Linked DNA regions of Homo sapiens: region 2 is linked to region 1. Evidence: read pairs that join two places in POLR2A ChIA-PET (ENCODE). Cell type or tissue: PC-9. All regions are shown on one strand. Each heading gives the region's core, and the rest is flanking DNA. Links, peaks and the distances in the headings are about the cores only. Region 1 has its middle 14 kb from the start of METTL21C. Region 2 overlaps NALCN (sodium leak channel, non-selective).

Region 1 (15,706 bases), core at 3,479-11,478:
TGATTCAGCTTTGAAGCTGAGGAGGGGCAAGGATGCCTCGGTTCCTGTTTTACTGTGAGGCCTGGGAAGCAGCAGGAGAGGCTGCCCCATGACTCTGACACCCTACGACTCCCAGCCAGGAGCAGATGCCTCCAACGCTGTCCGTTCTTTCCATAGCGCCGTCCGCTGCTTGGACATGACACTTTTGAGAGGGGACTTAGTTGTCACTAATCATGCTCCGATTTTAGCAACAGCAGTTGACCACTGTTCAGAAAGATCATTTTTTCCCAACAGATTTCTATTAGGAAAGAATGTGTTTACCTGATGGAACTATTCTGGGATGTGCCACAACGCGGAATTCCTTTCATTCCTTCCCCTGTTCTAGGGGAAGGAATGGACTCCATTGGAGAGACGTTCTCCCATGAGGCCATGCTGTCAAGGTTTGGGGGGAAATACTCTGAATTATTTAAATATCTATCCAGGTGAAAAGCAACAGAGAGCCTGTTCCTTGGAAGCTGAGCCCTCCCCCTTTCCAAATAAGTGGCCTAGATGCGCCTCTTCAGCTCTGGGGTTCTGTTTCCTTCGTCTCTGAGAGACATAGCACCTTTCACATACCAACTCCACCAGGTTCTGGAAGGAAATGCCTCTGGGAACTTCTCCAATCTGCTTCTACCCCATTCTCTAGTAAAAAGCAAAGTATTTGGGTGGAGAAATAATGAAGCCATTCAAGGAAGCTGCCTCCATAGCTGCACCTTCTCACGGACAACCACTGCCCCTTGCGTGCAAATCTTATATGACCAAGACAAACGTTTAGGGGACAAACCACTGAGATGCTGGAGGTTTGTTATCACACATACTTCTAGTCTAGCCTGATTGTGTGTGTGTGTGTGTATGTGCGTGTGTGTGCATGCATGTGTGGCTGTGTGCATACTCTTGTCAAATGATTATTCTACGAGCATGAAGAAAAGTACAAGGCACATGCTGCAATATTAGTGGGAGCTGATAAAAGGGGAATTTGTGTGTAATTCCTCCCTTTAACAGACTAAAGAAGAAAAACTATATGATCATCTTGAAAGATATATAAAAAAGTTTGGTACAAGTCAACATCATTCATGGTCTTTTAAAACCAACATAAATATTAGGGGACTTCGGCAGGGCCCAGTGGCTCATGCTATGATTCCAGCACTTTGGGAGGCTGAGGCGGGCAAATCACTTGAGATCAGGAGTTTGAGACCAGCCTAAACAACATGGTGAAACTCGTCTCTACTAACAATACAAAAATTAGTCTGGTGTGGTGGCGGGTGCCTGTAGTCCCAGCTCCTCTGGAGGCTGAGGCTGGAGAATCACTTGAACCTGGGAAGTGGAGGTTGTAGTGAGCTGAGATCGTGCCCTTGCATTCCAGTCTAGGTGACAGAGCAAGACTCTGCCTCAAAAAAAAAAAGTGTGTGTGTATATATATACATATATATATATGTAGAGAGAGAGAGAGAGAGACAGAAAGAGAGAGAGAGACTTCATAAACCTGACAACATGTGTCCACTGAAAGCCCACATTAAATATATTCATTATTTATACATAATACACACATTAAATGGAGGAAAATTACAAAGACAGGAAAAAGACAACAATATCCACTGTCACTGTTCCTATTTAGCATTGTGTAGAAGTCTGGACAGTATGATAAAAGCAAGGAAATGAAATAAGAGCTGTAACAATTGGAAAGGAATAAACGAAGTTTCATGTTTGTAGATGACATGATTTTCCATATAGAATATGCAATAAATTCTATAGACAAACTATTTGGAACTAATGAAGGAGTTTATCAACTGCGTGTAAGATCCTGTACAAAAACAGGATTTTTTTTTTTTTTTGAGACGGAGTCTCGCTCTTGTTGCCCAGGCTGGAGTGCAATGGCGCAATCTCCACTCACTGCAGCAACCTCCGCTTCCTGGGTTCAAGTGATTCTCCTGCCTCAGCCTCCCAAGTAGCTGGGATTACAGGCATGTGCCAACATGCCAGGCTAATTTTTGTATTTTTAGTAGAGACAGGGTTTCACCATGTTAGCCAGCCTGGCCTCGAACTCCTGACCTCAGGTGATCCACCCACCTCGGCCTCCCAAAGTGCTAGGATTACAGCCGTGAGCCACTGCAACCAACCCCAAAAACAGCATTCTTATATACGAACAACAAAAATTTAGAAAGGGTAATTTTTAAAATATGCCATTTGCTATATAACAATAATTCCAAAGTACCATGGAATAAAATATATTGAAAGATGTTACATGAAACTGTCTTTTTCTCAAGATCTTTCCCTGTAATTGATGGAGAGACAGCTTCAAATAAATACTCTCATTGCAGTGGGATAGAGGTAACATGAGCTATCATAAACCACCTGGTTATGACATTTACCAATGACACCTTTCTTTCTATAGCTGATGACTAGATCTTCAGCAAAATAAATCAGAAGCTTTTAGAGCTTCACGTGCTGCCCTTCTCCTTTCCCCTCCCTGCTCTCTTCTGCTCCTTCCTCTCCTTTCCTAGAGCTTAGTCAATGGGCAGCTGGAACTTCTAGCCCTGAGGGTTCTAGGTGCCCCGTAGCCAGGCCTGCAGGCCAGAAAACATCAAATCTCAAGGTGCTGCCACAGTTAATTCATTGGTGTTCTTTTTCTCTCTCTGTCTCCAGCTCTGTTTGCTTTTTGTTGTCTTTCATTACTCAGTTAAAGTTAACTGCCAGTTTCATTTAGTTTTGTCAAAATAAATGGAAAGAAAACCCTGAAGCAGGAGATGAATGTAAACTGGGAAAATCTTGCAAAATCGCAAAGATAGTTCTTGGCGCTTCTGTTAAAGGAAACATTATTCAGCGACGCTCGTTACAGCACAGTGAAGCAGATGTTATTCAGGATCATCAGGGTTGGTGGAGGAACCACGGCAGTGAGGTTTTGTGGTGGGGGAGATGGGGCTTGTGAAAATATATAATTCAAAATCTAAGCTGTTGGAACTTTAAATTATTTTGACCCTTAAAGGAATGTGATTATGGGGCCTGAGTCAGGCAAGCAGGCAGACATAACCCAGGCAACTGAAACCTGTGTTTCTCTGATTAGAGATTAAACTTCTTCCTTCCCTACATTGTTCTATTAAATGTAAATGACTTAAGGGCCTCAGGGAAGACCTCTTCCCTATTCACTGTGGATCTTCATTATAGATTAACTTTCTCCCTACCTTTCTCACACAAAGACTTTATGGCTATCACATTGTCTTAAGATGCAATACTAAATATACTGTTTTAAATTGGAAAGAAAATGAAAACAAGCAGCAAACAAACTGTCACCATTTAAATTGCCGTAACTCATAAACCAGCTTTGTATAGAAAATGTTACAATCCAACTAAACTTCTCTGTTTTCTGCCTATATAAGCAAAAGCTTAATTTTTAACGTCAGAGCGCTCACCTCATTTCTCTGGAGTCTGTGTTTCCCAGATGGATATTCTCAGCTTTTCAAAGCTTAAATAACTTCTTTCAAGCTAGGTTCTAATTCTTTCGATTATTTCAAGTTGACAGGGTCAAGTTCTACCACAGCAGGGGCAAGTAAGAACTTATAGTCAAGGAGCAGGGAGGGGGTCAGTGGATAGAAAATTACTATGAGGTAACATCTGGGTAAGGAGGATTCTGGCTAAACCGACCTAACAGGATTCTTGCTGAAGACAGGTCGGGGTATGAGACATCACCTAGGGGATGGTGGAGGATGAGGAATCTTACCCTGAAGATGAGGAAGATGGAAGATGATCAGATATCAAGGGTTCTGGCTAAACTGACTTAGCAAGCTTCTTGCTAAAACTAGATTTCACAAGGAAGTGCACAGCTAGATCAAGAAGTGGCATGAGGAACCTGGGTCATGCAAGAATTTTTGTCCCTTCCAGAGACAGAGGGCACTGAAATAGATACACTTCTCCCTGAGACAGAGAAAGGTAACCTTCTAAAAGCTCTGGAATGAAAGATGACATTTACAGCTTCTTATCTCTTAGATTTCAAATGCTATTGTCAACTGTAATACAAAAAAAAAAAAAAAAATGGTCTCTCTCTGTCTTCTCTCTTTTTAACAGGTTGGGATTTTGCTTGCGCTGTTGCCCAGCCTGGTTTGCAGTGGCGCAATCATGGCTCATTGCAGCCTTGATCTCCTGGGCTGAAATGATTCTTCCGCCTCAACCTCCCAAGTCTTTGGGATTATAGATGTGACTACTGCACCTGACTAAAAATTGGTCTCTTTATTACATTTTTCCTTTTTTTTTAAAAAAAAGAATGATGGTCTCTTTTTAATTGGTATAATGAATACAATCCACTGGCCAAAGAAGAAAGAAATAAAAGCATGTGGATATATATGTGCATGTGGTGTGTGTGTGTGTGTGTGTGTGTGTGTGTGTGTACTGTCAATAGACTAGTAATGTCACCTGATAGGTGTACTGCTGCTTTTCAGTTTAAAAACCCCATCTATAAACACCATCTCATTTGATGCCCATGGCAATTGTGTAGGATCCATAGAAATGGCATAATGAATACTGGGGCACAGAAAGTGGAGGAGAGGTCCCTATTAGTCATCAAGGGCAGTGAGAAGGAAAACAATGAGTCAAATAAAAACAAACCAGCCATGAAAGAAAACATTGATATCCTGGACTTCATTAAAGCTTAAACTTCTGCTCTGCAAAAGACACCACCAAGAGAATAAGACACATCACAGACTGGGAGAATATATTTGCAAAAGACATATCTGATAAAGGATTTTTATCCAAAATATGCAAAAAAAACCTCTTAAAACCCAACGATAAGCAAATGAATAACTCAATCAAAAATGGACAAAAGATCTGAACAGAAACCTCCCCAAACAAGATACACAGATGGCAAATAAGCAGATGAAAAGATGCTCAACATCATATGTCATCAGGAAAATGCAAATTAAAACAAGACACCACTATATACCTATTAGAATGGCCAAAAGCCAGAACACTGACAATACCAAATGCTGGTGAGGATACAAAGCAATAGGAAGTCTCTTTCATTGCTGGTGAGAATGCAAAAATGGTTATAGCAACTTTGGAAGACAGTTTGGCGATTTCTTCTTTTTTTTTTTTTTTGAGACAGAGTTTTGCTCTTGTTGCCCAGGCTGGAGTGCAATGGTGTGATCTCAACTCACTGCAACCTCCACCTCCCGGGTTCAAGCGATTCTCCTGTCTCAGCCTCCTGAGTAGCTGGGATTACAGGTGCCCACCACCACACCTGGCTAATTTTTGGTGTTTTTAGTAGAGACGGGGTTTCACCATGTTGGCCAGGATGGTCTCAATCTCCTGACCTTGTGATCCACCCTCCTCGGCCTCCCAAAGTGCTGGGATTACAGGCGAGAGCCACTGCGCCCGACCCAGCTCAGTGGTTTCTTACCAAACTAAATAAACGTACTCTTATTATACAATCCAGCAAACAAGGTTTTTGATACTTACCTAAATGAGCTGAAAACTTATGGAACCCTAAGTTTATGTCCACAAAAACCCTGCACATGGATATTTATAGTAACTTTATTTTAAAATTTTTTTTATTTTACTTTAAGTTCCAGGATACATGTGCAGAATGTGCATGTTTGTTACCTAGATATATATGTGCCATGGTGGTTTGCTGCACCCATCAACCAGTCATCTAGGTTTTAAACCCCACATGCATTAGGTATTTGTCCTGGTCTCCCTAGTCCCCCACCCCTGACAGGCCCTGGTGTGTATTGTTTGCCTCCCCGTGTCCATGTGTCCTCATTGTTCAGCTCCCACTTATGAGTGAGAACAGGCAGTGTTTGGTTTTCTGTTCCTGTGTTAGTTTGCTTAGAATGATGGTTTCCAGCTTCATCCATGTTCCCTGAAAAGAACATGATCTCATCTCATTCCTTTTATGGCTGCATAGTATTCTATGGTGTATACGTGCCACATTTTCTTTATCCAGTCTATCACTGATGGGCATTTGGGTTGGTTCCAAAGCAACTTTATTTGTAATTGCCAAAACTTCGAAGAAACCCTGATGTCTTTCAATAGGTGAATGGATAAGTAAACTGTAGAACATCCAGGCAATGGATTATTATTCAGCACTAAAAAGAAATGACCAAGCCATGGAGAGACATGGAGGAATCTTAAATACATATTACTAAGTGAAAAAAGCTAGTCTGGAAAGGCTGCATGCTGTATGATTCCAACTATATGGCACTCTGGGGAGTGCAAAACAATGGAGACAGTAAAAGGATCAGTGGTTTCCAGGAGGTGGGGTTGAGGGGGATGAATAGGTAGAGCCCAGAGGACTTTGAGGGTGGTGTAACTACTCCATATGAGAGGATAATGGTGAGTACATGTCATACATTTGTCTTAATGTGCATTAAGAGTGAACCCTAATGTAAACTATAGACTTTGGGTGATAAGTGTCCATGTAGGTTGATCAATTGTGACAAATGTACCGCTCTGGTGTGAGATACTGATAGAGGGGGAGGCTGGGGAGAGATGAGTGGCATATGGGGTGTATGGGAATTCTCTGTGTTTTCTGCTTAATTTTGCTGTGAGCCTAAAACTACTCTAAAGACGTCTTTTAAATAACTGCACACATAATAAAAGTAAATAGCAACGATATTCAAGATTCAACGTTTTAGTTAAGAGACTTTATTTGCAATAACAGGTTAGCTTCTGTTTTAGTTCTCCCAGAACAAAATTCCATAAGTCAATATTTTACTAATCCTTTCTCACAATGTTAATAGAAAACCCTGAGTGGAAATCAGAATTCAATCGTCAAGTCTGTGCAAGTGGAAACCCTGAATTGCAGGGTAGCTTAAGTGCTTTACACACATTGAAGATCAGCTGATTTAGTTACTAGTCTTGGATCTCTTCCCAGCACAGCAATAACGATGGCATTATCAGTGGCTTCAATATGGGATCGTCTTGTCATTCCAGACATATGAATCACTCTAGATACTGGAATAATAACACAGGGATTTCTCCCAAAAGAAAGAATTGCAGCATGCCTTAATACAGAGACAATAAAATCAGAAATACTCAGTTACACGTGCATAGAAAACCTCAAGTTTATCTTGCAGTATCTCTTTAAGAAGCCCAGGATGAATAGAAGAGAGCAAGGAAATGTCACACTCCTCTCACTTTAGAGAAGATGAATGTGATAAAAGGCTCATCTCATGAAAGCTGTCTATGTCACCTGTCCCAGAATGTGTTGATTCTAGTCTGAAATGCATGCCAAGTTATCCCAACCACTTAAAACCATCAACATTAGAAGATAGCCAGGAAACGGACTGAGGCCCAAATAGAACCTCTTTTTTTAGCTTTCCTGGCAAAATAGGAGCTGTAGGTTCATAGATCATTTATAAAAACTTTGACTCCATCAAACTTACTAATCATTTTATTTAAAATAGAGCTCATCTCTACAGACATTCCTTATTTAGAGTATAACATTTTCCATTCTCTTGGTTTAATTATTTTATAAGTGACAAGCTGGGCTAGACGTTTTCCTTCCCAGACATTTATTTTGTTCTCTGGAAAATATTTCCTGCCTCTCTTTACCTAGATAATTCTTACTATTTCCTGCCTCACAACTAGGCATCACCTGCATCAGGTCCACTTTAATTATCTGAGAATCTGCCTCTGCCTCCTACCCACTGGACTGTAAGGAACATGAGGGTTGAGACCTTGTACCTGGTCTGGTTACTGGCATGGAAAAAATGCTCATTAAATGTTTAAAGAATGAATGAATGTACGAATGAACACTGGGAACAACTTCTTTTTATTTCTTCAACAGAATTTAGGTCACACAAGTTTTAAAAATTCATGCAGATCAGTTTCTTTTTAAGTAGAGAGATGCTTAATACTCTTATACTCACTCCTTTAGAAAAGATTGAACTGCTATATACCGATCACTTTTTCTCACCAAGATTTTTCTTCGCTAAATTTAAAACATATAGAAAGTTATAAAACTAATATAATAAATACCAAAATTCCCACCACATAGAATTTTAACTTAATATTTTCTCCTATTTGCTTCCAGTTATTTTTTAAAGATATAGATACAAGTAGAGGTCCCTTCCAACAGATACACTGTGTCAGTCATGCACTTACCACCTTTCAGCTCCAAATTCACCCTTTTTTGCCTGCTCTATGCAAACAGATGTGGGCCCTTTCAATACTTTGCCAGCTGGAACAATGCTAAACTTTGTCAGTAGACTAGACAGAAGGAGAGGGTTTTGCCCCTTGGTTCAGGTGTGCTCCTGCAGACTGGCAGCTTCCCCAGTGTCCAGCTCCTTTAGAGCACATGGTTTCCCCAGGACCCAGCTCCTGCAGAGCTCATAACCTCTCTAGTTCTCAGCCTCTGCAAGGCATGGCAGCCAGCAGCACCCAGCAGCAGCAACTCACCTCCCTACCAGCATCCTTGAGTAGTTTCGTAGCTCAGCCCTTCCCTACAAGCAGCTTTCCCAGAACCGTCTGGGGCAGATTTCTGACTAATGTGACTAGCACAGCACCACAGGGACTTCTCCACAATCCAGTGAGCCATGGCCACATCCTCTCAATAGGCTCTGGATCTCAGCCCTTTTGAGGGGACAGGCAACTTCTATCTCAGACTTAAGCATAGAGGCTGCTGCTTATATTTGTTATTTCCACACTTTTTAGGGTTCTTGTTTTACTAGTCAATGCCTCATTATTCCAATCCCTTGTTATACCTAATTCTTTTATATTCAACTTTCCCTGTTTAAATTACTGTCTGGTTTCTTTCTCCTGATTGGACCCAAGCAGAAATAGATACAAAGGGTCCTTTCAATAGGAATATAAAATTTATATTTTTCTTGTAAGGTATAAAATTAATCAGTATAGCTGCTGTAGCTTCTTCTACATCTAGAGGTATGATAGGAACTGATATGCCTGTACTCTCTGTCCTGCAAGTGCCAGAGGGGATGATTCTGATTGGGAAAAGCCACATGTAGAGACATGCTAGCACCCTTGGAGATTCACACACTCCTGGTTCCTTTGAGCTTCAGGTCATGGTGACCAATGATTATGCCAAATGGGGTCCCTGGCAATGGGAGACACCCTCCACCCAAACACATGCCCAGAAGTGTTGAACTTGTCACTTCCCTGTTGTGACTACCAGGCATACTCCTTCTGAAAATCAGCTATCAGCTTGGTCTTGTCCTCTAATTGAAACTGCACACCTGACCTATAAAGGCCTTGTGACTCTCTGGTCTGTTTAAACTCAGACTCAATCGCTAACATGGTGAGAAGGGTCCAACAAGCCTAGGCTGGAAAATGGAATTTGGACAGCCTGGCCCCAGCAGCATCTCGGCTGTACACAAAACAGTGGGCACAAGCCCTCTGAGGGAAATTTTATCTCCTATTCACCACCTGAGGCGAAGCTGTGGCTCCATGGGGCCCTCACTTTACAGAGGTTCCCCTAAATGCATGGGCCTGGGTCACTGATGGTTTTTCCAAGCTGAACCCCAGTGGTGTCCCCTGAGCTGCTGTGACTACACAGATCCAAAAACAGATGTGAGCTGTCTGCTCAGAAGGCAGAATGCATGGCTGTTCTTGCAGGTCTGGCCAAGACTGCCCTTGATGCAACTTGCCCTATTTTTAGTCATTCTTGGGCTGTTGTCAACGGCTAAGCATTTGGTCAGCCACTTGGAAAACTACAGATTCCAGATGAACAGCATCCCGTTTGCAGGTCACAAACTGTGGAAACAAATCGTGACTGCTGAGAGAAACATCTGGGTCACTCACATAGATGGAAATGATCAAGGCCCCTTCTCTGATGAGACCGATTAGAGCCAAGCTGCCGGTGGAGCCTGCACTAAGCAGATGGCCACGTTGCTCTCTGGACCCATCGCTGTGCTGGATGTGGGAACGCACCCACCACTGTGGATGGCACAACGTGCAGGACTCCATGTTTATGATGCGGGGGCTCCCACTGGAGCTCCTGCCACAAGTTGACCTACTTGTCTCACAATGGTGTGGCCTCGTGGCAGGGATGCTTTCCCTGCTGCCGCCCACAGCCTGACCTTTGGGCCCTTCATGGGACTATGGTGGTGCCCTGCTACTCTTGACACCTTTTCAGGTGGTGGTGTTATTGTTCTAGTTCCATTAACCAACTCTGGCCACATCATTGTGGCCCTTGAAGATAATCTTTGCCATATTTTCAGCTCTGTGAACCACCAGCAAATAGCTACTTGATGGCCCTTTCTCTCCTTACCACCCACAGGCATCTGATGTTGTTGATCATTGGAGCAGCCTCCTAAAAACTTGATTTAAAAGATTTCTGACCGTATTCCTGGTCCACACTCCTTAGCCAGGTAGTTTGGTCATGTACGTGGCTCATTATTGACTGAAATGCCATTATAGGCCACACTAATAAAAGACACAAAGTTGACTTAAACAATTGGAAAAACATAATACGTTCTTGATAGGAGGACTTAATTCCTTAAGATGTAATTTCCCCCTTACTATATAAATTTGATGCAATTCCATTAAAAACGCTGATTTTGCCCTCTGGAGCTAGATTATAGGGTTTGTATTTTAAAAAAAATTAATAGGCTAGGCAAGGTGGCTCATGTTTATAATCCCAGCACTTTGGGAGGCCAAGGCAGGTGGATCACTTGAAGTCAGGAGTTCAAGATCAGCCTGGCCAACATGGCTAAACCTTGTCCCTACTGAAAATACAAAAATTAGCTGGGCGTGGTGGTGCACGCCTATAACCCCAGACACTTGGGAGGCTGAGGCAGGAGAATCGCTTGAGCCTGGGAGGCAGAGCCTGCAGTGAGCCAGGATCATGCCACTGCACTCCATCCTAGACGACAGAACGAGACTCTGTCTCAAAAAATAAATGAATAAATAAGTAAAATTAATAAACAAGACTATCAAAGAAAATTTTGGAAAAAGCGCAATGTGGGAGGCTAATCCCATCAGTTATTTAAAACATTATAAAACTTCTATATTCAAAGCTTCATGGTATTGATATGTGATAGAAAAACAGGCCAAAGTTCGCATTTGAATAGCACAACTGGAAACAGACATATATGGTTATGGAAGTTTAATAAATAGTGAAGGTATTATCTCAAGTCATGGGGAAGTTTTGAATTATTTCATAAATAATATTGAGCTATGTGGGAAAAAATACACAGGAATAAATTCCAAATGGATGAAATCTAAATGTAAATAATGTAGCTATAAGTACTAGAAGGCATGTGTTAATTTCTTTATGACTTGAGAATTAAGAAAACTTTTTAAACCATCATTAAAAATCCAAAACCAATGTCTAAAAGATGTACAAATTTTGGCTGAGCATGGTGGCTTACACCTGTAATCCGAACACTTTTGGAGACCAAGGCAGGAGAATCCACTGAGCCCAGAAGCTGGAGACCAGCCTGGGCAACATGGCAAGACCTTATCTCTACTAAAAATTATAAAATTAGCCAGGAGTGGTGGCATGCACCCATAGTCCCAGCTACTCAGGAGGCTGACACAAGAGGATTGCTTGAGCCGAGGAGTTTGAAGTTGCAGTGAGCTATGATTTACCCCACTGCACTCCAGTCTAGGTAATGGAGCAAGACTCTGTCTCAAAAACAGGTATAAATTTGACCACATAAAATTTAAATAATACTGTATGACAAAAAATTCAGATGCAAGGCTGGGTGCAGTGGCTCACGCCTGTAATTGCAGCACTTTGGGAGGCCGAGGAGGGTGGATCACCTGAGGTCAGGAGTTCAAGACCAGCCTGGCCAACACGGTGAAACCCCATCTCTACTCAAAATACAAAAATTAGCCGGGTGTGGTGGCACACACCTGTAATCCCGGCTACTCAGCAGTCTGAGACAGAAGAATGGCTTAAACCCAGGAGGTGGAGATTGCAGTGAGCCAAGATCGTGCCACCGCACTCCTGCCTGGGTGACAGAGTGAGATTCCATCTAAAAAAAATTCAGATGCAAGATCACAAGATAAATTAACAAACTAGGAAAAGATATTTGCAATTTAAGTCTCTGATAAAGGGCTAGATCTCTGTTCAAGGTGAGATTTGGGTGGGGACACAGAGCCAAACCATATCAGTCTCTGAAAAGTTGTTTAAAAAATGTACATCAAGACCATCCTGGCTAACACGGTGAAACCCCGTCTCTACTAAAAATACAAAAAATTAGCCAGGCGTGGTGGCGGGTGCCTGTAGTCCCAGCTACTCGGGAGGCTGAGGCAGGAGAATGGCGTGAACCCAGGAGGTGGAGGTTGCAGTGAGCCCAGATCGCACCACTGCACTCCAGCCTGGGTGACAGAACGAGACTCAGTCTCAAAAAAAAAAAAAAAAAGTACAAATTAACTTACAGTAAACAATGTACAAAAATATAGAGTTCAAAGAAAAATAAAAATGGCCTTAAACATATGAAAAAATGCTCAATTGCATGCATGTAAAATAAATGTAAGTCAAATTACATTGAGATTTCATTTTAATCTGTTTTTTTTTTTTTTTTCCAAGACGGAGTTTCGCCCTTTCACCCAGGCTGGAATGCAGTGGTGTGATCTCGGCTCACTGCAACCTCTGCCTTCCAGTTTCAAGCGATTCTCTTGCATCAGCCTCTCGAGTAACTGGGATTACAGGTGCCTGCCACCACGCCCGGCTAATTTTTGTGTTTTTAGTGAAGACGGAGTGTCACTATGTTGGCCAGGCTGGTCTTGAACTCCTGACCTCGTGATCTGCCAGCCTTGGCCTCCCAGAGTGCTGGGATTGCAGGCATGAGCCACCGCACCCAACTTTAATCTGTCATAGTAACAAAAATTGACAATAAGTTTTATTGATAAGACACTGGAGAAACAGACACTCTAAAACTGGTAGCAATGCAAAATGGAGAATAATTTGTCAATGTCTACAAAAAAAGTATATGCATTTATACTTTGACCCAGCAATTCAATTTCCCAAAGGCACACTAGCAAAAATATAAAATGATTTATGCATCTAATTAGGGGACTGGTTACATAAACTATGACGCATTTTCCCAATGTAATGCCATGTAGCAGTAAAAGAGGCAAGAGGAGGGCCACCACATGCTGCTGTGGAGTGAATGGTGGATATATTGCTAAATGAAGAAAGTACACTGAAAATAGTATATATAGTATGCAACAAGCTGGGCACAGTGGCCACGCCTATAATCCCAGCACTTTGGGAGGCTGAGGCAGGTGGATCAATTGGGCTTAGGAATTGGAGACCAGCCTGGACAACATGGCAAAACCCCATCTCTACCAAAAATACAAAAATTAGCCGGGCGTAGTGGTGCACACCTGTGGTCCCAGCTACTTGCAAAACTGAGGGGAGGATTGCTGGAGCCCGGGAGGTCGAGGCTGCAGTGAGCTGTGATCGTGCCACTGCACTCCAGCCTGGGTGATGGAGTGAGACCCTGTCTCAATATAAATAAGTAAATAAAAAATATATAGTATGCAACCCAGTGTGCAAGCAAGCAAGGAGAATGCAGGTACAGTTTATATTTGTTAAAAGAAAGGCTAGAAAGATAAAATTAAAGCTAATAAAAATAGCTGCTTTTATGGAGAGGGAGGAAGTAGAATGAAGGGGACAGGAATATAAGCAGGTCTCTCTTGAGAGTCATTTGCTATATAGCTTTGATTTCAGAGACAATTCAAAAATAAAATGTTTAAAAACTAAGCCAGGTTTGGTGGCTCACGCCTGTAATCCCAGCACTTTGGGAGGCAGAGGCGGGTGGATCACAAGGTCAGGAGATCGAGACCATCCTGGCTAGCATGGTGAAACCACTTCTCTACTAAAAATACAAAAAATTAGGCGGGTGTGGTGGTGGGCGCCTGTAGTCCCAGCTACTTGGGAGGCTGAGGCAGGAGAATAGTGTGCACCCGGGAGGCGGAGCTTGCAGCAAGCCGAGATCGTGCCACTGCACTCCAGCCTGGGTGACAGAGTGAGACTCCGTCTCAAAAAGAAAAAAAGTTTAAAAACTAAAAATTAAATTCAAACAACAATAAATGAGTCAATGTGTATGACATACTGACAAAAGAGTTGTTTCAAGTGATTTTAGAACATAATATTTTGACTATGTGTGCTTATAGAGATATATTCTAAGGGCAAATAGAAGTGCAAGTAAATGTTAGAGTTGACTGGGTAGTTTAATTTTAAGCAGGTATACTGTATTACTAGTATTTTGAAATTTTTACATAGTGTAGGATAATAAAAATAGATAATTAGGCTGATGTTATTAATAACCAAAATTTTCAGTATGACAAAAGAGAAACAAGTATAAAGTCATAGCCAAAAGTGCACAATTTGGGCATTAATAAGAAAAATATATTCATTCAATTAAATGAGCAAATTGAACATATGAGAGAAAGAGAGCTCCAGCTCATTGGACACCATTGCAAATACCAGGGCACCAATTCCTTACTCTGAAAATTTACAATTAAAAGAGATGAATTAAGCACTCATCTTGTCTTTCAGGATAATTAAATAGCTCTAATTGGAGAGAGAAAATTATTATTTACTGAGGAATTCCAGCTAATAGATGAATAAGGAATGACAGAATCAGAAAACCATCACTTTGCCACCCCTGGTGAAACAATTGAGTCACACAGCAATCACCAGAGGATAACATTACTTCGTGATGGGTTGGTGGGGAAGGAGAATGGAGGGGTCAGGCTGTCACTACTTGAATTCTTTGATCAATCTCAGCATCACTGAAAATGGAAACTGATCATTTGGTGCCTCCTGATGTAATGTGATATGAAGCACACAGCACCAACTGTAATGTATTCTTGCCAAAAAAAAAAAAAAAAGTTAAGCCTGAATCTAACTAAGCCTCTAGGGAAACACAAGGGATAAAGAAGGAAGTGAAAACCACAAGGAAACAAAAAAGAAATCAAAATATGGGACATTCTATAGGACAGCTTGTCTGGTTTCTTAAATAAGCCAACATCAGAAAGCAAGGGAGAGAGGGAGGAATCAATTTGATTAAAAGAGACTTAGAAATTACAATATGCAAATGAAATGAATGGACTTTGATTTGATCTGAATTCGAATAAACAGTCTGTACAAGTTTTTTTTTTTTTTTTTTTTTAAGATGGAGTTTCACTCTCATTGCACAGGCTGGAGTGCAATGGTGCCATCTTGGCTCACTGCAAACTCTGCCTCCCAGGTTCAAGCAAATCTCCTGCCTCAGCCTCCCAAGTAGCTGGGATTATAGGCATGTGCCACCATGCCTGGATTATAGGCATGAGCCACTGCGCCAGACCATGTACAAGTATTTTTGAGACAACTGGAAGAATCTAATCATGGTCTGATTATAAAATGTCTCTGAAGAATTATCGTTAATTGTATTAGGTGTGATAACATTGGGATTAAGGAAGATAATGCTGTTATACTTTAGGGGCTAATGTATGCAGGAGAGAAAGGACATGTTGTCTAGGATTTTCTTTAAAATACTTTTAACAAAGAAAAAGAAAATAGACGTGGGTAGGTAAGTATGGAAAACTCGAGAACTGTTGAATCTGGGGAGCGGTGTGCAAGAGTTCTTGTGCTATTCTCTGTAATTTTGTGCATGTTTAAAATTTGTATAATAAAATAACTTAAAGCCTTTTATATAACAGATTAAATAATAGACCAAAAGAGAAATTATAAATTATTGATTTATCAGCTGAAAAGCTGAAAATCTTCTGCACTGAAAATAAG
Region 2 (15,706 bases), core at 3,228-11,227, 1.5 Mb before region 1:
AACCAAGAAAATGTATATTAAGACTATAATGATTATATGAGATTGTAAGAAACTTAAAAATCCTGAACAAAAAAAAGTAGTATGAAGTAGAGCTGCTCATATATCCTGGTAGGAATGTAAATTGACACAAGCACTTTGAAGTTCAATTTAACAATATTTAGCAAAGTTGAAAGTGAGCATATCTGACAAATTCACAATTTTAAGTCTAGGTATATATTTAGAAAGAGCTCTCCCAAATGTGGCACAGAAATTCTAATGACAATGTTTACTGAAGTATTGTTTTCAACAGCAAAAAGTTGGAAGCAATTGAAATACCCATTGCCCTTACATGCAGAACAAATAAATTCATGCTTCAATCGACATGAATCAATTTCCCAAATATAATGAGGATTGAAAAAGTGGCACCTTAATACTTCATACTATTATAAAGCATGCATTGATATGATGAATATAGTTCTCTGTGGATTAGGGAGAAGGAGGAGATCAAGAAGTGGTACACAGGGATCTTCTACTCTACTAATGATGTTTTATTTCTGATTGAAAAACCTGACCCAAACATGAAAAACTATTAATTTTTTAAAAATCTGGGTGACGGACACACAAATATTGGTTATAATATTTTCTCTATGTGTTGAATTTATGAAATACTTTCTAATTAAGAAGGAAATAAAAGAAAGTCACAGATTTTCAAAGGATAGAAATTTCAAAAAGAAGGAAAAATAACCATAGAAAAAGAATCCTGCAAAATAATCATATTAATACACAAAGGCTAATGGTTGCTTCTGACATCATAGGTATCTGACATAAATAAGTCTAATCCTGCCCAAATCTTATTTGTGTAAAATTAATTTAGTCTCAGCACGTTTTGCTTCATCAATAATCTGTTTTAGAAACAACATTCTCTCAAGCTGTAACTTCTCTCAGCGAACTAGCACCTTGGCAGTTTATGACTCATTCCCTCCGACAAGACAACTTAATACATATTTAGTCTACCACAATAGAGAATGATTTTTAGATCTATTGGAAACACGGATTTAATAACTAAAACTGCTCATATGGATATGATGTGTTGAGACAAACACTGACTTGGAAATTGTTCTTAATTTCTTCTTGTAGAGTCACTAAAATTTCTTTGATAAATCATGTTATTGCCACAAATTTTAGGTATACACCTCACTCAAGATTACACCAGATAATCTCACAGAACTATAGCTTCTAAGAGTAGAAAGAGGTCCTTAGAGTCACACATCGATGGCCATATCTTATTTACTTTATTTACCTCTGATTCCCCATCACCAAGCACAACTGCCATGTAAGAAAGGATACTAGGCCCTTCTTCCTCTCTGTTCTCTGACTTTATAATTGAAATGAGATGAAAAATTTTATATCCATGTGAAATCTTTGCAGAGAAACTCTGAATGTATTTAAAATAAATATTTCCTGTGGGGGACTAAGAGGGCTTAAGTAATAGATGATACTTTCTTTTCTGAGGAATCTAGATCCTCTTAATAGCAGAGCTTTTTGTTTTGCTGAACAAAAAGCAAGTGAAGATGCAAGTCTGGGGGTGGAGTGGAATTGCTGTGCATGAGTAGCAGGGGAAGAGCCTGCCTGGCTGATGACAAGTTGGGGAGATATGGGAGTAGGCTGGGTAGGAGGGATAGACAGAGTTGAGGGTAAGAGGAGTTCTAGTTAATTTACTGTGGGGTATGTAGCACAGAGTCCTAGGACTTCTTTCTCCCCTCTGGCTTCATTGGAAAACATGACTGTCCTCATTAATACTTAACACCAGGAGGTGGAAGAGGATTGAGCTCCCCATTCAGATAGGTCTAGAGGAAATCAGAGAACATAGCTGGGGATAATGCTAGGGGGTGACACAGAGCTAACTTTGGGCCTCTCTGTAGGTCCGTTGCCTTCCTTGTTGTATCTCTCCCATCTGTTTGTGAGTTTCTCAAAAGAAGAATTGAGATAAAAGAAGATAAAGCTTTTAATCTCCTGTGCTGTGCTGATAAATTTTGTTAAATGTACAGTCTAATGGATACAAATACATTCATATAATAATAAGAAAAATATTGCTTATATTTTATTTCTTAAGAAAATAATATATATTTTAAAATGTAATCATGTTCATTATAACATATGATTTAATGTGCAATAATAATATATTCTCTTAGATCACAATGAAAAGTTAAAATTCTTACAGAGGAAAATAAACTTTACCTTTTTCTGTTTATGCATAGGCTACAAAAGAGGTAAACTGTTTCCTGTTTCTTAACTAATTCTAAATGTAGGTTAATTAATCCAAAGTAACAAAACAAGTCCCCAGCTTCACAACAGAAGCTAAGTATCTTAATTTATTCTTAAAGGGTGATTTTTAGACTGTGAGTTGGCTCTTAATGGGTAAAGTGCTTTATTTTAGATTTTCTAAATAATTTATTCTGGAATATGTGGGAACTTAAAAAATAACTTCTTTAAAAGCTCATGACCTGTTGTGATCCATTTTTAAAATAAACTTTTCAAAATATTACATAATGCTATTGCCTTACATACTGCATCATTATAGTCTATAAACTTGAATTGCTGTTATTATAACTATTTTGAGAATTAAATGAGACAATGAATTCTTTTAAAGCACTTAGAACATAATGGGCCCCCCAAAAATCATAGCTTTATTGTTGTCAGTATTAAAATATTTGACTTTAACACAAAATGTTATTATTTATTTGTATTTTAAATAATTGAATATAATCCAATATTCAATTATTTGACATTGCTCTCTGTTTCTATAGCTTAAACCAAGATCCATTTTTGTAAATAAAGTTTTATTGGAAAACAACCATTCTGAGACACACTCACTTTTGTACAATTTCAGAGTTGAGTAGTTGAGACAGAGAGAGGGTGGTCTACAAAAGGCAAAATGTTTACTATCTGGGTCTGCAAGAAAGAGTTTGCCAAACCCTGGCCTAAACTCAAGACATCTTTATAAACTTTATAAAAATAGAATATATTATGAAAAAGTAAGTTTAATTAAAGTGACTTTTTCACATTCATTTGAAACAAATCACTTTGTCTCATGTATAAGTTTCTGATACAAAGAGAAATGGCAATGTAATCTGAATAAAAACGAAACATACTTGGGGAAAGTCAAACACACAAAATCAAAAACAGAGTGGAACGGCCAGGAGTGATGGCTCACGCCTGTAATTCCAGCACTCTGGGAGGTCAAGATGGATGGATCGCTCGAGCCCAGGAGTTTGAGACCAGCCTGGCTAACATGGCGAAACCCCATCTCTACTAGAAATACAAAAATTAGCTGGGTGTGCCTGTTATCCCAGCTTCTTGGGATGCTAAGGCAAGAGAACCACTGGAACTTGGGAGGCAGAGGTTGCAGGGAGCCGAGATGGTGCCACTGCACTCTAGCCTGAGCAACAGAGTGGGACTGTCTCAAAAAAAAAAAAAAAAAAAAAAGGAGACAAAAACAACAACAAAAAAACCCCAAAACCTAGAGTGGAACAAATTCAGAATGCTTAAGTAGTTCAAGAGTACACTGATGGGGTCTATCTGGTTGTTTAAGTCAACAAAATCACCACTACCTAGTTTATTTATTTATTTATTTTTCCAGGATTTCAAGTTAGTTTTTAGCTGGTTAACTGATTTGCCGCTTTGTTAAGAATGAATGACATGTGGCCGGGCGCGGTGGCTCACGCCTGTAATCCCAGCACTTTGGGAGGCCGAGGCGGGCGGATCACGAGGTCAGGAGATCGAGACCATCCCGGCTAAAACGGTGAAACCCCGTCTCTACTAAAAATACAAAAAATTAGCCGGGCGTAGTGGCGGGCGCCTGTAGTCCCAGCTACTTGGGAGGCTGAGGCAGGAGAATGGCGTGAACCCGGGAGGCGGAGCTTGCAGTGAGCCGAGATCCCGCCACTGCACTCCAGCCTGGGCGACAGAGCGAGACTCTGTCTCAAAAAAAAAAAAAAAAAAAAAAAGAATGAATGACATGTTAAAAGCTGCATTCATGTAATGTACCAATGTGATGAACTTGGGAATAAGTGTACCCCTGTGAAACCATTACCATCAATGCCATTGACATATCCACCACCTCTCAAAGTTTCCTCCCACACCCTTTCTTATTATTATTGTCAGGGGACAACAATTATTGGACACATAATATATACTGAATTCCACCATCCAATCCTGTCTGTCTGTTGTTGAGGTTGTTTTTATTTTTAATATTATATAAAAAAGAAAAAAGACAAGGATTTACCAACTACCCCTGGACTCTACAATACACTTAAATAGTAACCAGTCAACTCTACAACATTCAATTATTTGACATTTTGTTGGAATTTCTTAAGGTATGAGGATAAATCATCTACCATACATAAACACATTAGGAAAGGATCAATTCTGTACATGAAAAAGTTAGGTAAAATTTACTAAAGAATTCCCTTCCCTGCTGTTGCCAGTGTGGAGGGCCTATTCACTTATGCTCCAGGACTGATTTAGTGTGACCACCTGCCCACCCTGTGCTAGATCACAAAAGCAATGTTACTGTAATCTCTAATGTCAAGATTCCCTCAGGAGCAGATGCAGATTCCTCCTCCCAGAGAGATAAGCATAACTGTAATCTCTTGTGGTCATTTCTGCTTTTGTTTCCTGGCATTTTTGCCAGCAAATCTTTACCTACTGATGCTATTACTCTTGTATCATTCTTCTGTCTCATCGATCTTCCCACTTCTCCCTCCTCAGAGCCTTGAACTAATCTTTGAGTCTCTCCTACGTTAAATAATGTCCTCTACATTATCAATCTCTGTTCCCAGAATCTACTTTCTGTCTGTGCCTCAACTGATTCTCTCTCAAATACATGAGTTACCCCTGCAGCCCTTTCCAGCCCTTTCTAGTAGAACATGTAGACGAGGAAGAGGTGCCCATCCATTACTCCTTGATACTCCTTTGCAACGTATTCCATGAGGTTAAACCATGCTGTCACCCACTCTCCCTGTAGCTGTCTTCTGTCCTTCTGTCAATCTGTTCATCAGTCACTCGCTCATTCCCCGTGACTTTGCTCCCTGACTCCACTCTTCTCTCCAAGAACTGGCCTCACTCTGAGTGACTTCAATGTCCATGTGAAGACTCAGCCAGCGCCTTAGCTTCAACAGTCGTTTCCATTTCTGCCTTGACTCCATCAATATGTTTAAGCCACCCACATTCACGTGACACCCTAGATTTTATATTTCATTACTTAGAATTACCCTGGAATTGTAAAATCCTGGACTCCACTCTCTGATCATAACCTCTTCTGGTTCTATTATTCCATCACTTTGGTGGTACCCGTCCTTTAACCATATAGAGACCATTGATCCTTCACCTTCACTCCTCCATTCTCCTCCCATTTCCACATCCAACAGAAACCACAGGGTCATCATTTCAACTCCTTTGCCAGCAATCCATCTTTTCCCCTTGTTTCTCAGTTCCCCTAACCTGAAAAAAATCCCTAAAGGTGGATTGATTTAAATGTTGCTTTTCCCTCTTCTTATACAGGGCTAAAAAGTCGCAGAGCTATCTGAATTGGTATCACTGTAAATCCATAGTCCTAAATGGATCTTTAATGTTGCATTTGCTGTATTGTTAATTTTTTGCCTAACCCCAGGCACCTCTTCCCTCTCCCCTTTCTTTGCCAACTTCCCACTTCACTGTCTCATCATCTGGCTGGATGCAGACCTTGCTTCCTACTTCCTGGGAAAAACAGAAATAACTTGATGAGGCTTCCTTCATTGTTCTTTCCCTGTGTTAGAAATTTACCTGCAAATATTAGTATCAGTCTAGGCTTCTTTCTGCTTTTTTTTTTTTTTTTGAGATGGAGTCTCACTCTGTCACCCTGGCTGGAATTCAGTGGTGCGCTCTTGGCTCACTGCAACCTCCGCCTCCCAGGTTCAAGTGATTCTCCTGCCTCAGCCTCCAGAGTAGCTGGGATTACAGGTGCCCGACACTACACCCAGCTAATTTTTTGTATTTTTAGTATAGATGGGGTTTCACCATGTTGGCCAGGCTTGTCTCGAACTCCTGACCTCGTGATCCACCCGCCTTGGCCTCCCAAAGTTCTGGGATTACGGGCGTAAGCCACCATACCCGACCTTCTCTCTGCTTTTATTGACAATCCATTCATCGTGTGCTGGATTTTCAGCAAAATTATACCTATTTTTCAGAGGCTGGGCTGGATATAATTTCTTCATCAGCCCCTGTCATTAGTTCTCCATAGCACAAAACTCTTATTGTTTATTGTTTTTTTTTTTTTTTTTTGCTAGATTGTAAGCTCCATATACCAGGTGGCCATTGGGCAAATGTTGCATCACAGAGACTGTAGCCCAGTAAAAGTTTTGTATTAACGGTATTTTGTTTCAGGAGACATACTTCCATGAAGAGGAGAATTCAGAAGCGACTACTTAAAAGTTTCTTGATATCCACGTAGATGTCTATGCTCGTTAGGTACATGCAATCAATTCTTTTTCAGAAAAGCTTGTGCGTGGGTAGACTAAATTTTTATTAACCAAATCAATTTTTAAATGTACTGAGAGAATTCTAGGAATGTAATAACACTTAATTATATGGCAAATTGATTTTTTTTATGTGAAAAATGCTTTGGTAAAAATAATAAAATTGTGACTTTTTTCTGTCTTTTCAGTTTACTTTTTCATAGGTTGGATTTATTGAAGCGTTGTACAACTGTGTATGTATACCTCACTCACACAATGAATGGGTTTCTACGTTGTCAATCAATTTTTTTGTAAATATGTAACCATTGAATTCTGAGATATATTTTAGGTAAGTTTTTACATTAAAAAAACAAAGATCTTGGAAAATTATTAAAATGCTTTAATATAAATGCAAAATGCTTATTGAAAGAAATAAAAATTAAAATATTTTAAGAATCAGGTATTAACAAAATTACCTTATCAATAGGAAGTACTATTCCAAAACTGTAATATGATATGTAGAGTGCTAGGGAGATGCTTATTTAATCATGAAACCTACCTTTAATTGGTGTCTTTAATGTAGGTTGTAACACCCGTTTCTAGAGGAGTAATTTATCATTACCATCTCTCTATATGTCCTTCCAGCCCTCTTCTACGTATTGCTGAGCTGACCAGCTTATTTATGATCTTCTGAATCTGTGCCTGCTTGTACTTAGTAGGAAACAAACTAATGTACGCTGAGAAAGGGAGAGATAATAAGAGGTGGATAGGAAAACAGCAAGATTCTAGAGTAAGACCCAGGGGAAAAGGGTTACCCTGGCAACGTGACATACTGTGAGGAAGATGACTCAGGCCCGCGGTGACAGGAAATGAATCAGGCCACACTGTGACCAGAGGAACCACTTAAGAAGCAGACAATGATTCAGCTTTGGTGAAAGTCAAGTAATGAACAGGCTACACTTCACTTTTGCATCTCTAAGAGGCACTGTCCGCGGTTCACCTGCTCCTTGCCCAGCGATCTGCACGGTGGAGAGCTGCTTACCTCCGCCAGGTAGAACTCGTCGTACTGCCTCCTGAAGTTTTCTCCTTTGTAGTAGTTGCTAGCCGCCACGATCACGTCCACGGTCACCATGCTCAGGATGAACATGTGGAAAACGGATGACCGCATCATTTTCTGAGGGGGCGAAACAGACAGACTCTTAACAAAGAAATAAACCTCATGATTAAGTGTAATTGACTTAGTCCTTGGCTGACAGCACCTTTGTGATGTGCTGCTATGCAAAACAGGGCTTCCAAGATAAAGCCATCCATGTCCCACACTGCTGAACTGGGCAGGCAAGGGAACCTTTCTTTCAGGCAGCTAAACAGTGACTAGGAAGATGGTTTCAGAGACTTTTGACTAAAAATGGAAAACATATATCATTTGTGTATGGCTTGCATCTTAATTTTTAATTGGTTGGTTGGGTAGTATTTATCCTTAATTCTGACTGTATGGATAAATGGCTTTTAAAAAGCTAGTAACACAAAACAAGTATTTCTTTATTCTGTGTTTAGGGAGAATACTGCAGATGAAAATATTTTAGAGATGATTATTATACAACTGGAAAAGTAAGAGAAACCTGAGATTTATTTTTTACTTATTACTTCCATAAATATTTGTTGAAAATTTTACTACAACTTCTAGTAAGTGACATGTACATCATACTTGCTCTCTACCTGGAGTTTTTCTAGGTGCTTTACATAAATTAACTCATAACAGCCCTAGGAACCTATTCTAATAAGGAAACTGAGGCTCAAAGAGGTTAAGTAACTTTCCCACTGTCAAACAGGGATTGAAGATGGACTCAATACTGGAACCCAAGTCTGGTCCAAGTCTACTGCCTACATTAAGATAAAGATAATTAAACATTAAAAAATAATGAGTATTATTTATTATTATTATTATTATTTTGAGAAAGAGTCTCGCTCTCTCGCCCAGGCTAGAGTGCAGTGGCGTGATCTTGGCTCACTGCAAGCTCTGCTTCCTGGATTCACGTCATTCTCCGGCTTCAGCCTCCCGAGTAGCTGGGACTACAGGCGCCCGCCACCACGTCTGGCTAATTTTTTTGTATTTTTAGTAGAGACAGGGTTTCACCACGTTAGCCAGGATGGTCTCGATCTTCTGACCTCATGATCCGCCCGCCTCGGCCTCCCAAAGTGTTGGGATTACAGGCATGAGCCACCATGCCTGGCCATAATGAGTATTATTATAAAGGTTATCATGTATTAAACGGTTACTATGTTCCAGGCCATATTATTCACATTAAAAATATTTGTGGGTACATAGTAAGTGTATATATATATATATATATACACACACACATAAATATATATATATACACATATATATTTATGGAGTACACAAGATGTTTTGATACAGGCATGCAATGGGGAATAAGCATATCATGGAGAATGGGGTATCCTTTGAGTTACAAATGATTATGTTACACTCTTTAAGTTATTTTAAAATGTACAGTTATTATTATTGACTGCAGTCACTGTATTATGCTAGCAAATAGTAGGTCTTATCTATTCTTTCTATTTTTTTTGTTCCCATTAACCATCCCTGCCTCCCCCCGTCCCCCCAGTACCCATCTCAGCCTCTGGCAACCAATCTCTACTCTCTATGTCCATGAGTTTGATTATCTTGATTTTGTGATCCCACAAATAAGTGAGAACATGTGATGTTTGTCTTTCTGTGCCTGGCTTATTTCGCTTAACATAATGATCTCCAGTTCCATCCATGTTGTTACAAATGACTGGATCTTGTTCTTTACTATGGTTGAATAGTGCTCCATTACGCATATGTACTGTATTTTCTTTATCTATTCGTCTGTTGATGGACACTTAGGTTGCTTCCAAATCTTATTGCAAACAGTGCTGCAGCAAACATGGGAGTGAAGATTTCTCTTAGATATACTTATTTCCTTTCTTTTGGGTATATGCCCAGCAGTGGGATTGCTAAATTACAGCAGCTCAATTTTTAGTTTTTTGAGGAATGTTCAAACTGTTCTCCATAGTGATTGTACTAATTTACCTTCCCACCAACAGTGTAGAAGGGTTCCCTTTTCTTCGCATCCTCACCAGCATTTATTATTGCCTGACTTTTGAATATAAACCATTTTAACTGGGGTGATATGATGTCTCATTGTAGTTTTCATTTGCATTTCTCTGATGATCAATGATGTTGAACACCTTTTCATATGCCTGTTTGTGTCATTTGTATGTCTTCTTTTGAGAAATGTCTATTCAAATCTTTTGCCCATTTTTTGATCAGATTATTAGATTTTTCCTATAGAGTTGTTTCAGGTCCTTATATATTCTGGTTATTAATCCTTTGTCAGAGGGGTAGTTTGCAAATATTTTCTCTAATTCTGTGTGTTGTCTCTTCACTTTGTTAATTGTATCTTTTGCTGTGCAGAAGCTTTGTAACTTGATGTAATCCCATTTGTCCATTTTTGCTTTGGTTGCCGGTGCTTATGGGGGTATTGCTCATAAAATCTTTGCCCAGTCCAATGTCCTGGAGATTTTCCCCAGTGTTTTCTTGTAGTAATTTCATAGTTTGAGGTCATAGCTTTAAGTCTTTAATCCATTTTGATGTGATTTTTGTACCTTACAGAGATAGGGGTTAGTTTCATTCTTCTGCATATGGATGTCCAGGACCATTTATTGAAGGAACTCTCTTTTCCCCAGTGTATGTTCTTGGCACCTTTGTTAAAAATGAGTTCACTGTAGGTGTGTGGATTTCCTTCTGGGTTCTCTATTCTGTTTCGTTGGTCTATGTGTCTGTTTTTATGGCAGTACCACGGCGTTTTGATTACTGTAGCTTTGAATTATAAATTGAAGTCAGGTAATGTGATTCCCCCAGCTTTGTTCAATTTGTTTAGGATAGATTTGGCTCTTCTGTGGTTTCATATAATTTTAGAATTTTTTTCTATTTCTGTGAAGAATATCATTGGTATTTTGATAAGGATTCAATTGCATCTGTAGACTGCTTTGGGTAGTATGAACATTTTAACAATATTGATTCTTCCAATCCATGAATATGGAATATTTTTCCATTTTTGGTGTCCTCTTCGATTTCTTTCATCACTGTTTGATAGTGTTCATTATGGAGATCCTTCAATTTTTTGGTTAATTGCAAGGAATTTTATTTTATTTGTAGCTACCGTAAATGGGATTACTTTCTTGATTTCTTTTTCACACTGTTTGCTGTTGGCTTATAGAAATGCTACTAATTTTTGTATGTTGATTTTGTATCCTGCAACATTACTAGGTTTGTTCATCAGTTCTTATAGTTTCCTTGTGGAGTCTTTAGGTTTTTCCAAATATAAGATCATATCATCTGCAAACAAGGATAATTTGACTTCTTCCGTTCCAATTTGGATGCCCTTTAATCTTTCTCTTGTCCTATTTTTCTAGCTGGGACTTCCAGTACTATGTTGAATAACAGAGGTGATAGTGGGCATCCTTGTCATGTTGCAGGTATTAGAGGAAAGGCTTTTCAGATTTTCCCCATTCAGTATGATACTAGCTGTGGGTCTGTCATATATAGCTTTTATTATGTTGATGTATGTTCCTTCTATCCCCAGTTTTGCTGAGGGGTTTTACCATGAAGAGATGTTGAATTTTGCCAAATGCTTTTTTAGCATGAATTGAAATGATCATATAGCTTTTATCCTTCATTCTGTTGATAGGATGTATCACATTCATTTATTTGCATATGTTGAATCATCCTTGTATCCCAGGGATAAATCCGACTTGGTCATAATCCACATTATTCAAATGTTATTTGTTTTATCTACTTTAATATCCACCATAGCTCTATATGGTGAGATATATTACTCACATTTCACACAGTTCAGAGAGACTAAGTCATTTTACCCTAGTCTATTTAAAGTCCATTCTGGGGCCCGCTGCCCACTGTGGGGTAGAGAATACTTAAATGGAGAGAGTGGAGGCTGAAGGCCCTGGGCAGCAGAAAGAGGAGAGAGAAGCAGACCTATGGAAAGGAACTGAGCACAAACAACACACCACTGAGCCACATCTGCCCAGGGACTAGCGCCACCACACATCCTCTTTCTGAGGTTTCATTTCTTCTGGGTATTTATTAACACATGCCCTTACTGTCTGGTCTGACCTGAGAATCCTTTAGTCCTTGCAGCTCAAAGAGCTATTTTCCTTAGCTGTGGATTTATGTCTTAAGCAAACTGTTATTACTAAAATGGGGTAAGAGAACAAGAACTGCCTCTTCTGAGCACTGCCAATGTCTCCATGACTCTATGTATGTGTTTCATGGGGTCTTCCTTATCCTACATCAGGTGCTCTGGGCCAAACTGCCTGGAGCCGTAACTCCACCACTTACTGGCACTGTGGCCCCAGGGGAGTTACTTAAACCTCTGTTTTCTCATTGATAAAGTGGAGAAAATAGTACCTACTCCAAAGACTTGTTATTAATTTTAAATGAGTCAATATATGTAAAGGGCTTAGAACAGTGATTACACTTACAAATATTCTACAAAGGTTTACAGAAAAAAGGAATGCAATTTTGTGAATCAAGCATTTTTCTGTTCGGGAATGAGAAATTAATTACCCGAGGTTGAAGAATTAATTATGTTGCATATCAGACTCAGCCCATAGTCTAGTGAGGTAAGTAACATTGATAAGGATCTAATAATTTGAGACATGCCAGTGACATCGGGAAAGTAGACTTTTATTAAGGCTTCCTGTCACCGTGGCTATTGATGCATATCCGTTTCCCTTTGACTTTATTTTACAGGTAATACAAAAATCAAATTCCAGAGCTGCCAATCAACATGTTTATATGCACATCAATTTACTTGCAGAAATGACTGACCTTCATAACACAGATAGGCAAATCATCTGGCACATTTCTATGCTCATTAAAATTTTTATTGTTATTTAGTCTTTCTTGCATTGTGAGAGTTAAATTCCATTACTATTATTCCTTTTCTATACTCCTTTCAGCATAATGTTCTATTAGAAATATTTCTGCTGATTTCCATTTCATCTGCATGGCAGAAAAGCCACAACTTTCTTTTTCTATTTTCCTTAGCTGTGGATTTATGTCTTAAGTAAACTGTTATTACTGAAAGATCCAAACAAAGCTTTTAGCCATGGCTGTCAGGAAACTTTTAAATTGGTTTTGTAACTGTCACAGCTTCACTTTGGTGCTGTCATTATAATTAGGTTGTTTTTTGTCTGAATGTCTACATGTCCCTGTTGGTTCAGAGTTATTAAAATAATCACTTACAATGGATTTTGATACACTATAATCACCATTGCTTAGCTGACTTTCTCCAAAGCAGTAACTTTCAAATATTAAATAAGAATTAAGGTGATAAATATGTGCAGTACCTACATTTAAATATTAAAATCAGTAACTCCAGCTTTAAAGTTAGAGCTAGTGGCATGGCCCACTTCAACTCAATTCACTTCAGCCAGTGCTTGAAACTGGCTATCAGTTTCTTTAATGTAAAAAGGCTGATGACATTACATTTAGATTCATCCTTGTATCTACAGGAAAGTCCAAATTTATACTTTTCAATTTTTTATTTTCTAATAAAAATTAATATAAAGGAAAATGTTAAAGCTGAGTCAGTACCACAAAATATTATATGACTTGAGGTCTTCACAATTGCATTATTTAATATGGATGCATGATCTATCCCTCTACCTATCTATGTAGACAGATGAACACATACATCTCTAGTATATGTGTATGTGAGTACATACATATGTGGATTCACATATGTGTGTGCATATTCTTTTTTATTTATATATTTTAATATAAGGTCCTTCAGACTCCACATACACATTTGATTTTTTAAAGTTTCCTTTAATTGCAATGTCATTTTGGTTTACATTTTTTAAAAGCAGAGGAGTTTTGGATATGTTTTTAGTTTGGCTTTGATCCAAAAATTACTTATCTGTGTATATGACAGCTGGAATTTTCAAAATACAAAGAGTCTATACTAGATTAATCCCCAAGGCAGCATTATCTGTCAGGAATGAGCATTGTTACTCAAAGTGTGGTCCCTGGACCAGCAGCAACCTGGAAGCAATTATTAAGAATGCAGGATCTCAGGCCCCATCCCAGGCCTACTGAATCAGAATCTGTATCTTTAACACGGTTCCCAGGTGATTCGTGAGCATGTTGAATTTTGAGAAGCACTGTTGTAGGGGATACTCCTTAATAGCAGGCTGCACTGGGTGACCTATAAGATTATTTGCAACTTCACAGTTTCATGATTCTAAAAGTCTATAATGACTAGAATAGAATACCACAGATGCTGGCTGGAATGTAATATGTTGGACTACACTAACATAAAAATGGCTGCCAACCTTGTCCCCATACCCCAACTCCATGGTCAAAAATCAACTAAATCTGTTTGGCTTCATAAAAACAAAAGCATGTGTTAGTTTTGCAACCATTTGGAGGCATTATAAAGACATCATTACAGACTCTCATAAAGTTAAGAAATGCAAATGCAGGTGGCCTCCAGGATGTGAAAAAAGCAAGGAAGCCATTTCTTCTCCAGAGTCTCCCAAAGCAATGCAGCCTTGTTGATACCTTGTGTTTAGCCTAAGGAAGTCCATTTTGGACTTCTAACTGCAGAGTTCTAAGAGAATACATGTGTGTGGTTTTAAGTCACTGAATTTGTGGTTATTTGTTACAGCAGCAACAGGAAACTAACACAGCATTGTCAACGATTTTGACAGACACCAGCTCAAACTGTCTTGTATACCAGCTCAAATCACCTTCTATGAAACATGATTGTATAAAAGTGCCCAGGGCTACAAAATGGTACCTGACCATAGGGTTCCACACAAGGTGACTTGCCAACGTGGGGTCTCTGTAACTTTGACAACTACAGATATAAAACTCATAACAGCAACCAACGCTTTCATCTTGCTTTGTGTCCAAAAGTGTAATGAGACAATGAGTCTGGAACAATGGGACTGAGTCCAACCTCAAGCAGAACAACAAGAAAGGTCACTTTTTCCCGCATTGATTCTGAGTCCTGCCATGAAAGCAAACCTCCCAGGAGACTGTGGAAGTCTAAGCCAAACACGGGGAGGGCTTCTCACGCAATTAAAATGGACACCAACAGGATGGATTATTGAAATAAGAGCTACTGTTTTCTGGAGTGCTTGGTTTGTGCCAAGATTCATTCCAAAGATGTTGCTTGCTCATGTAATAACATCTTTAATCCTCAACAACTCTGTGAGGTAGATACTTTTGCATCCCCTTTTACATATGGAGAAACAGGCTCAGAAAGTCTAAGTAGATTTCTAGGCCCACAGAGATAGAAACATCTTAGACATTGTGAGCCCAAACCAGGTAGTCTCTTGCCTTGTATCAGACAGTCAAAATTCATCAGTCAACATTGCTCTATATATTAAAAAAGAGTGACAGCAGCTTCCTCACCAAGTATTTGTGGTTGGATAGAAGGTATAAGTACATGAACCCTAAATCTGAAAGCTGAAGACAATCTGTTTTTCACAGAAAGATTTAAGATTGCCATGGTTTAATGGAATATCAATTTTGAAGACAGGATGAACTGAGTTTAAATCTTGTCTCTGTGCTGGATTTCACCTTTCTGTGACTCAGTTTTCTCACAGAGGAAATGAGTATGATGACATCTACATCTTTTGGCTGTAAAACGAAAATAAATGAGACTTCAGTGTAGAGTCTAGCCTGCAGTGGACACCGTGTGCTCTGTAACTCTCATTATTTCAGTCTTGGAAAGCACTCTAAGGATTTGAAAGTAGAGATGCAGTCAGTTGCTTACAGGGAAGGCCTGAAGGTGTAACATAAGAAATCAGGTGGAAGAGATTAGTAATCTTGAAATGGACCGTGAACATTTATAAACTTTCAAAATGATCTAAAGCTATCTTATCTTTTTTTGTGGTATAAATGCTTAAGTACTTCATAAAAGCTCTTTCTATTAAATTTCTCCAATAATTTTTCCTATGAAACAGTAACTTAAAGATTCTGAAGACTGTAGGCAAAGAGACAAAATAGTGGTCTCAGAGGTTGCAATAAATATAAATTAGGATAATGAATAGTACAGCTCAGAAATGAAATCTGTCTTTAAATTGCTGCTTGAGTGAGTAAAACAACTCAACTTAGTAAAACAAAGTCTCCTCCACTGAATACTGCATCAGCC

What was found. Peaks named below come from ENCODE experiments on the same cell type or tissue, not always from the same donor. Only the 100,000 strongest peaks of a DNase experiment are listed, where the experiment ranks them.
Region 2: POLR2A ChIA-PET joins it to region 1 with 10 read pairs; 2 of 35 experiments call an interaction of 5 or more read pairs at or near these places.

The regions. Positions count from the first base shown.
Region 1 is chr13:102,700,755-102,716,460 of GRCh38, forward strand. It overlaps a transcript of METTL21C not described here. Among named protein-coding and RNA genes, the nearest start is that of METTL21C, 14 kb to the left of the region's middle. RefSeq lists a silencer at 15,001-15,230. In PC-9, for the core only: no CTCF peak of the experiment used is centred there; DNase peaks (open chromatin) are centred at 3,667, 4,557 and 6,907; H3K4me3 peaks cover 923 bases; H3K27ac peaks cover 2,668 bases.
Region 2 is chr13:101,250,928-101,266,633 of GRCh38, forward strand. It overlaps NALCN (sodium leak channel, non-selective), which reads right to left. Exons shown (of 44, transcript NM_052867.4): 11 at 7,516-7,647. Among named protein-coding and RNA genes, the nearest start is that of NALCN, 160 kb to the right of the region's middle. RefSeq lists enhancers at 6,639-7,838, 7,169-7,228. In PC-9, for the core only: a CTCF peak has its summit at 7,538; a DNase peak (open chromatin) is centred at 7,394; H3K4me3 peaks cover 1,357 bases; H3K27ac peaks cover 2,278 bases.